Regions from separate parts of the Homo sapiens genome. Here region 1 is linked to region 2. A link is a loop called in an ENCODE intact Hi-C map of the cell type or tissue named here. Cell type or tissue: Calu3. All regions are shown on one strand.

What was found. Peaks named below come from ENCODE experiments on the same cell type or tissue, not always from the same donor. Only the 100,000 strongest peaks of a DNase experiment are listed, where the experiment ranks them.
Region 1: it touches region 2 in a loop (5-fold over the local background); 1 of 110 quality-filtered maps calls a loop at or near these places.

What each region holds. Positions count from the first base shown.
Region 1 is chr2:170,070,372-170,075,371 of GRCh38, forward strand. It overlaps UBR3 (ubiquitin protein ligase E3 component n-recognin 3), which reads left to right. Exons shown (of 39, transcript NM_172070.4): 36 at 3,057-3,236. Among named protein-coding and RNA genes, the nearest start is that of MYO3B, 110 kb to the right of the region's middle. In Calu3, no CTCF peak of the experiment used is centred here; a DNase peak (open chromatin) is centred at 3,120.
Region 2 is chr2:169,992,343-169,997,342 of GRCh38, forward strand. It overlaps UBR3 (ubiquitin protein ligase E3 component n-recognin 3), which reads left to right. Exons shown (of 39, transcript NM_172070.4): 26 at 1,981-2,114. Among named protein-coding and RNA genes, the nearest start is that of UBR3, 170 kb to the left of the region's middle. In Calu3, no CTCF peak of the experiment used is centred here; no DNase peak of the experiment used is centred here.

The DNA of each region.
Region 1 (5,000 bases), 78 kb after region 2:
CAAAAACTATTAGCTAACATCATGCTTAATAGTGAAAGACAGGAACAAGATTGGAACAAGACAAGGATGCCTGCTCTCACCACTTTTCAGCATTGTACTAAATTTTCTAGCAAGGCAGGTAGGCAAGAAAAAGAAAAAAAGACATCCAGATTGGAAAGGAAGAGGTAAAACAGTTCGTTTGCAAATAAAATGACCTTACCTCTAGAACACCATAAGGAATCTCCAAAGAAACCTATTAGAGCTAATAAGTTCAGCAAGGTTGTAGGATACAGATAGATGTACAAAAATTTCACTGTATTTCTATACACTAGCAGTGAGCAATCTGAAAATGAAATTAATAACATAATTCAAATTACAATGGGGTGATGAAAATATTTTGGAATTTGATACTGGCAAGGCTTGCACAATTTCATGAATATACTGAGAACCACTGAATTGTATATATTAAAAGAGTAACATTTATGGTATGTGGCTTATACCTAAAATTTTTTTCTAGCTGTGTGAAAGAAGACTTGTATCCAGAATGTGTCAAAAATTCTTTTAACTCAAGTGTAAGAAAACAAAAACCCAACACAAAAGTGGGCAAAACACTTGAATAGATACTTCTTAAGAGAATATATATGAATGGCCAACAAGTAGATGAAAAGATACTCAACATCCTTGTTCATTAGAGAAGTACCAATTAATATCACAAGTGATAATACCAAGTGTTGGCGAGGATTTGAAGTCCTAGAAATCTTATTCATTACTGATAGGAATGCAAAACGGTATAGTCAATTTGGAAAAAGTTTGGCAGTTTTTAAAAATATTAAGCATATGCTTACTATACAACCCAGCAGTTCTGCTAAGTATCAACTGGAAGAAATGAAAACATATGTCTACATTTAGACTTCTAAATGAATGTTCATAATAGCCAAATTCATAGTCAAAATCTGGAAACAACCATCAACATGTGAATGCATGAACAAAATGTGGTATAACATGAATGAGTCTCAAAATAAGTGAAAGAGGCCAGGTACATAAGATTACATCCTGTATGATTTTAATAGTAGAAATATCAGTGGCTGTTTGGGTCCAAAGAGTAGGGGCCAGGATTGGCTGCATAGGAACATAAGCAAATTTTAGGGTGTGATGGAATTATTCTAAAACTGTATTGTGATGGTGGGTGCATGACTATACATTTACCAAAATTCATTAAACTATACATAAAATGGTTGAATGTTATGGTATGTGGATTTATAGCTCAGTAAAGTTTTTTAAAATGCCTTCTTTGTTAAACTATATAAATGGAAGAATTGTAAATTTCTAGATATTTGAAAATTAACATGTTTCTCAGCCTGCATATAATTTTTCTTTTTCATCTGCATTTCTTCTTTGTAGCATATTTCAGAATTTTGTACTTAATGTGCATAATTAGTTTTGCAGACATTTGTTGAACGTCTGCTATGTGCCAAGCATTAGGAGGACAGAGTTCCTACTTCCAGAGAACTCACAGTTTTATGGAGAAGGCAAATTTGATTTTAAAGCAGTCATTAAAAAGTCAGGAAACAACAGGTGCTGGAGAGGATGTGGAGAAATAGGAACACTTTTACACTGTTGGTGGGACTGTAAACTAGTTCAACCATTGTGGAAGTCAGTGTGGCGATTCCTCAGGGATCTAGAGCTAGAAATACCATTTGACCCAGCCATCCCATTACTGGGTATATACCCAAAGGACTATAAATCATGCTGCTATAAAGACATATGCACACATATGTTTATTGCGACACTATTCACAATAGCAAAGACTTGGAACCAACCCAAATGTCCAACAATGATAGACTGGATTAAGAAAATGTGGCACATATACGCCATGGAATACTATGCAGCCATAAAAAAGGATGAGTTCATATCCTTTGTAGGGACATGGATGAAATTGGAAATCATCATTCTCAGTAAACTATCACAAGAACAAAAAACCAAACACCGCATATTCTCACTCATAGGTGGGAATTGAACAATGAGAACACAGGGACACAGGAAGGGGAACATCACACTCTGGGGACTGTTGTGGGGTAGCGGGAGGGGGGAGGGATAGCATTAGGAGATATACCTAATGCTAAATGACGAGTTAATGGGTACAGCACATCAGCATGGCACATATATACATATGTAACTAACCTGCACATTGTGCACATGTACCCTAAAACTTAAAGCATAATAATAATAAAATTTAAAAAAAGTAATAGGAACATAAATGCAAGAATAAAAGTGTTTACAAGATTTGAAGGACTAATTATATCTGAATGGAGCTGAGTGGTCTGAGGTTTCATTAAATGGTGTCAGGGAAGGCTTCCCTAGTGAGCTGGAATTTGGAGGATAATAGGAATTGATTCTGTGGACAAGGGAGAGTAGACACATTAGCTTCCTATGTGGTCTTTCGGTTAAATAAAGAGGGATTGGGGAATATATTTCTGTGTTTCCAAGACTAATAAGCTTCTTTAAATATCAACTTTTAAGATATGAATTCTTGGTCACTGATATCTCTGGTACTTTTATTAGCAAATAGAGCTTTGGATTACCTGGCTCCTAACAATTCCACCCCCCTTTTTAAAACTGATTTTGTTTCACACTCATTCAAAGTCTAGGCACATTATTTAGCACTCTCTCGTGAATTCCATGTTTTTATTATTGTTCCTTATCCACACTGACAACCTAAAAGTTTTAAACCAGAAATAACTTTCTCTTTGCCCCATATTAACATTTGCTTTCATAGAGTAGCTAGGTTCTATAGAACCATTAGATATATAACAACTCTATTTAAAAAATAAATGTATAAAAGAAGCAGATGACATTTAGGAGTTATATTTCAAAGAGATGTATTTTGGGGATATTTAGATATAACAGCTAGGAACCTTTTTCTCTCTTGTTTCTCTTACTCCCTTCACTTTTTTTCAGTTGACTCAGTTAAGAAAGTTTTCTTATTGTCTCAAAGTAATTGATGAGGGTGACCTTTTATGTAATAGGAAATGTTCTTGATGAAATATTTTCAGAATTTCCTATTTCATGTCTAAAAGGAAGAAGAAGAATTTTCAGTTCTTGCCAGCTGCCTGGGACTTCTGCCAACGTTTTACCAAACAGAACATCCATTCATCAGTGCCTCCTGTCTGGATTGGCCAGTTCCAGCATTTGATATTATAACTCAGTGGTGTTTTGAGATAAAATCATTTACTGAAAGACATGCAGAACAAGGAAAGGTATGTTAAAAGAGTTGTACTAGCTTGTCACGGTGGTGATATGCTAATAGGTAAGAGAATAATGAGGACTGTTAAATTTTAGGTCATCTGTTTTTGACAGCAATTATAAAACTTGATTAAATTGAAAAAATTGTTTACTTATGTAGATTGTATTTATAATGGAAGAAATATTTCAGCTAACAAAGGTAAGGCATTAGTCAATACTTTTAGTTTGTTTGGGGTCAGCAGATTTTTATTGAATACCTTAAGTAATCATAGGATTAGACTTGGTAGATACAAAGGAATTTTAAGGTAGACAAGGAATTTACATTTTTGTTTGAAGAACTGGCTTATATTTTTAAAACAAATTGGACTAGCAAATCTAAAAGGTCATGTCTTTAACTTTAAAATTTCTTGGGCCTATGCTACCAGCTCAGCTAGTTAAAGGGTTTGTATTGAAGATAAGTAGAGTGGGAACAGCAGTGAGTGGCTGTGTATGCCATGGTTGGAGTCTCAGAATTCTAGAACTACAGTTTTTTAAAATTGAATAATGTGATGAAAGTAGTATTTTGGGGAGTAATTCTGGTGTCTTTTTAGTGGATAAATTAAAGTAAGGATAAAGGGAAGCCAGAAAATATTTAGGTGGTGAAAAAAATCTAGACTATTTTTCTGATTGTAAAACTTGGAAAGTAACTAATGTAAGAGACATTTGAGAAAAATATAGGACTTGGTGACCAGATGTACATGACTTTAAGATCTTGAACTCCAATCATTAGGAGAGTAGTGTCTAGTATATACAGCTACAGTAGGAACATGCGGCTGCTTAAACACCATTGCTGATGCCCCATTGCCTATGGAAGAAGGTATGGACTCCTTGCATGGCACTCAAGGATCTTCACCATCTTGCTTGCCTTTCCATCTCATCGTATAGCCTCCCTCTGCCATTACCTTGCTCAAATCACAAAAGAATGTTTCATAAGTATGCTATACATTTTTAAACTTCTAGAACATTACTTATTGCTGTTACTAAAGCAACCTTCCTACCCTTCTGTTGAATTAATAATCACTGTTTGCTAAGTAACATTTACCTTTGCTAAGATAAATGTGACTTCCTCCATGAAGATTTGTCTGATAGTCCATCTTCCTTACATCCTAATCCCTTTTTTTTCTGTTGTTCTATAAGGCTGTACTTTTGTGACTTTCTCTAACAGTTGCCATGTTCATTACATTTGTTTCTTTAATGTATCTGAATGGGGGCTCCACGAAGCAGAAATTGTTCCTTATTTATCCCCGGTTTCTAGAAAGTGCCTCATATATACTAGTCACCTAATAAATATTTGTAGAACAATTAAGTTGTGGGGTGGTGTCTTTGGCAGAAATAGAACGTATTAAAGGGGAGCCAAGTTTCAGGGAAAGTGAGAATTTTAATTTTGAACATCAAAGGGACAATAAAAAATTAATATTTCAGATGAATGTGTCAGACTAGGTTTCATTTTTAAAACATTGGAGTGAATAATAAAAGATAAGCATAAGTTATAAATGTCTCTGCTTTTGTTCTTTTCCATTTTTTGCTGAAATCCTTAAAAAGATGCTATCTCATTTTATACCCTTTTTTTAAAAAAAAAGGGAAATTCAAGTTAATTGAATCTTGCATATTACATATACAAATATCTTCCTGTCTAGTAATTTCTTTATTCACAGAGCATATAGCAATAATTTGACATCATACTTTGATGTCTGAAAACCTATGCAGGATGACATGGAGTAAGAGGGGTATAATTGTAG
Region 2 (5,000 bases):
CAATGCTTCTCAAACTTGTCCAAAAAATAGAGGAGTGAACACTTCCCAACTTATTCAGAGGCTAGCATTCTATGAGGCTAGCTTTGATACCAAAGCCAGATAAACACAGGAAAACAGTAGACCAATATCCCTTATGAGTATACATGCAAAAATTCTCAACAAAATTCTAGCAAACTGAATGCAGCAGCATATTAAGAGGATTATGCATCATGGTAATTATATTTTAGCTGGTAGCATCTACCAGCTTTTGTCTCTTATTTCTGTTGCTGTTATAAATCCTTGCAAAACTTAAGGCCCGCAGTGATAAACCTATTATTCCCTTTTTTAAGAGCAGCTCTTCTGATGCACACATCATGACATTTTATCTGTAAATACTTTAGAATATAACTCCTAAGAACAAGGTTATTCTTTTTTAAAAATTTCTTATATATATTTTGAGACAGAGTCCCTCTCTGTTGCTCAGGCTAGAGTGCAGTGGCACGATCTCAGCTCACTGCAACCCCAGCCTCCCAGGCTCAAGCAATTCTCATGCCTTAGCCTCTTGAGTAGCTGGGATTACAGGTGTGCACCACCATACCCAGCTAAATTTTTTATTTTTATTAGAGATGGGGTTTTGTCATGTTGGCCAGGCCGGTCTTGAACTTCTGGCCTCAAGTAGTCTGTCCACCTTGGCCTCCCAAAGTGCTGGGTTTACAGGCATGAGCTACCACACCCAGCCCAAGGATATTCTTTTACATAATTATGGTACCATTATCATTCCTAAGAAATGTAACATTAGTAACATCAAATACTGTTTATATTCAGATTCTCTCAGTTGTCCCTGCAATATTTTTTGTTTCTTATTTACTTGATAAATAAAAATTGTACATATTTATGGGGTACATAAATGTGATATGATATTTTGACATGTATACATTGTGGAATGATTAAGTCAAGCTAATTAATGTATATACCACTTTACCATTAGGCTGATTAACATATACACATATACACTTATATCATTTTTTGTGGTCAGAGTCAGTAATATTTTTATAGCAGATATTTCTTGATCCACAATCGAATAAAAGATCATGTATTGTTTTTCATTATCATTTCTTGTTAGTCTCCTGTAATTTAGAACAGTTTCTCTAGCCCCTTTTTAAAGTTTCAGAGTCCAAGTTGGTTGTTCCATAGAATATCTCAGAGTCTGGATTTGTGTGATTATTTCCTTGTTACTAGATTGAAGTTAAACAGTTTTGGCAAGGGTATTATACAGGTGATGTTCCTTCCAACAGCATTACATCAGGAGGTTCACTGTGTCAATTTGTCCTATTGTGGGTGGTGCCAACTAAGTTTGATCCCTTGGGTAAGGTAGTAGGTAATCTATAGGATGATACGTTAAGACTCTACTCACCCTTTTACCCTTTTATTTGATTTTCCTTGCCTGGGTCAGTGAACGTATTGTATTATCTATTACTATTATTATTCTTTTTAATATTCAACTTTTCTCAGATTTTACCAGAACTCCAGGTCTTTATAAATCTGCTCCCTCAGTGTTTGAACACTTCCTTGCTCTTTTTAATCACACATCCTTCCGGGCTCACCTTGCACTTTTCCCCAACCCCGGACTCAGCTCTTTCTCCAAGGATCTCTTCTTCCTTTTAGTGAGAAATAGTATATTTAGAAATAAAGTTTGTGAATACTGGAGAGTTATATCATGTAGGCTTTTTCAGTGGACAGATTTAGGAACCCATCCATCCATCCATCTTGAGTTTATAATCATAGTTCAGTGTTAATTTTTTAAAGTAAATATTGGCATATGTGAAGCTTTATTTAGCCTGTAGGAGAAAACTAGAATACCACTTTTTTGAGGGGTCTTTAAAAATATTCTAATAGTGAAATAATTTGAGTTGCTTGTGGTAAATAACTCAGCTTTTCTTGGAGTTACAGGTCTATGGCACTGATTATTTTTGATTAATGAGCTTTTATCTGTTAATGTAGTTTTGGGGCAGTGCCGTGACAATGTTGAGCCAAAAAAGTTGCCGATCAGTGAAGAGGAGCAGATTTACCCTTGGGATACCTGTGCAGCCGTTCATGATGTGAGGCTTTCATTATTACAGCGTTATTTTAAGGATGTAAGTACTCTTTATAAAATAGTACTTTTGTCTGCCAAGTTGATGGTTATTTCCCTCCAGAATTTTACATGTCTTTTACCAAAATGGCATTCTGATGTTAAATTTGAAAGTTTATTAGAAAAAAATTAATATGTGGATAGAAAGAAATGGAAATCTGTTAATAAACATTTCAGGTAATAAATGTGATACCTTTGTTTTAAATGTTGTTTGTTGTGTGATACACACATTCAATTAAGTGGAATGAAGAGTACAGCAGGTCCTTAAATAACGTTGTTTCTTTCAACATTGTTTTGTTATAATGTTGATGAGAAAAAAATAAATTCCCTACTGGGGCCACTGTCAGTGGGGAATTTATGTGTTCTCCCCATGTCTTTATGGGTTTTGTCTGGGTATTCCAGTTCTTCCTACTTCTCAAAGATGTGCTGCACATTAGGTTAATTAGCATGTCTAAATTGTCCTGGTATGAGTCAGTATGGGTGTGGATGTGAGTGTGTCCTGCCATGGGATGGGGTCCTGCCCAGGGTCGATCCCTACCTTGTGCTCTGAGCTGCGGGATAGGCTCCAGCCACTTATGACTGTGAACTGGAATAAGTAGGCTGGAAAATGAATGAAATAATGAAAACATATTAATTTTTTTAATTTATAAATTTATAAAGTATATGATAAAGTAAAAATTTATAAAGTATATGATAATTATACAGCTGCATAATAACGATGTGGTATGAAAGGGCTCAGTGAACCCGCATATTTGTTATTGTTTGTTTTTAAACTGCATGGTAATAGGAAGTGCTCTTTAACGATTTTCACTTTGCAAACATTTATTCCTTAATTTAACCCATCACCACTACTACTGACAGCACTCATTGTTTTGTCAAAAATTGGGTAAATCGTTATCTTGTTTTTATTAAACTTTCTCAAATGTATGCATACTCCGCATTTATTTCAGTGTTTCGTATTAGAAATGTTTTAGGTCTTTAGAAGTTTTGATGATGTTTTTGTAATCAGAAATATACTACAGGAATTTAACTCTTGTTTATATCAATTAACCTGTGGTTAAATTAGTTTTGTTCCACATCATCTGCTTAAAGTCACAGTTTCCAAGAACCTACTGATAACATTAAAGTGAGGACTTAATGTATTAACTCTGTAGAAACTTTTATTATGGTAGGAATGTTGTATGAAGATTTTTGCCTCCCTCTTTTACTTTCATTTAAAGATATATAATAAAATTTCATTATGATACTTTTAAAATGTGAAGTAAGGATGGATTTGATTCATATCTGCTACGACTTCTTACAAACTTAGTAGTTTTTTTTCAGGCTCTGACACTCAGAAGTATCTGAAGGCCTTCAACATAAACTTTAGTAGCAGCAGCATTGTTAACGTCTTTTTAAAATTTCTGTATTCCTTTTGATGTTTCCTGAGTGGATTATCAAATGGGGTTTCCTTTCTCCTGTTGTAGTTTTTTAAATCTACTGTGTCTTGAATTAAATAAATGTAAGATATTAGCTTAAAATATAAAGTAAAACATTATTTTTAGTTAGCTATATAAGATGATTATATGGATAGATTTCCAAATAGAACTTCTTTCTTGCCCATAAATCCATTGGTTGAAGTGGAAGAAATTAGTAAGATAAGTGGAAGACAGAATACATAATCAGAATAAATAGGAACTGACCTAGTGATGATAAGAGCCAGAGTAGAGTCTGGTTCCTTAATATGCTAGGCTGACAAGAAGGTTTCTGGTGGCTTCTGCAGGAGCTGATGGACCTACAGGGAGGTATTGTGTAGAGTAGAAAGAGTCCTAGACCAGAAAAACTGGGGTTTGGTCCTGATTCTGCCATTTCTGAGCAATGTGAGCTTGGCCAAATCCCTTAAGTGGTCTGAGACTCAATTTCCTCATCTGTAAAATAGGGCTGATAATGATCTTTCATGCAGTAATCACCAGGTTAGGGTTCACTCTGCATATAGGTCACTCTGCATATAATACAGGTCAATATAAATGTAAAGTGATGTTTTAAATATTCAAGCTATCCCATTTAGGAAGGCTAGGTTAGGCCTGTTAGACAGTTTGGGTTAGGTAATAAGGGTCATGCTTCCGTATATTTTCAGAGACTTTAAAATGAAATTATGGTTATTTTGTAGCAGTCTCTGTATGTGTGTGTGTATAAATACACGTATGTGTGTACACATATTTTCACACTTTTTTCTTTGTTCTTTATTGCTTTGGACTTTTGTTTTTTTTTTTTTTTTTTTAGATAGAGTCTCACTCCATCGCCAGGCTAGAGTGCAGTGGTGCGATCTCAGCTCACTGCAACCTCTGCCTCCTGGGGCCTGGGTTCAAATGATTCCCCTGCCTCAGCCTTCCGAGTAGCTGGGACTACAGGCGCCCACCACCATGTCCGGCTAATTTTTTATATTTTTAGTAGAGACAGGGTTTCACCATGTTGGCCAGGATGGTCTCGATCTCTTGACCTCGTGATCTGCCCGCCTTGGCCTCCTAAAGTGTTGGGATTACAGGCGTGAGCCACCATGCCCGGCCTGCTTTGGATTTTTTTTTTTACAGGATACATATATTACTTTATTAATCAGAGACCAATAAATATTTTATTTTCAAGGAAAATTGGGAAACAATGCTAAGTTCTGCTTTTGCAGAAATTTACTATTTAGACTTTATTTAGACTTTATTTTTTTGTCATAACGACACAGGATTCTTTTGGTGCCACTTCACTAGGCAGAAACCTCTGTGGCTGGTGGCACCTCTGCCTGGGCTTCACTCGGGCCCACTGGGCTCACTCTACCCAGGCTGGCTGGCAGGCTGCGCTCAACTCGCTCCCCAGCCTGGATCCCGCAACCACTGCAGCTCCAAGCTCTTCCTGTGGTGGG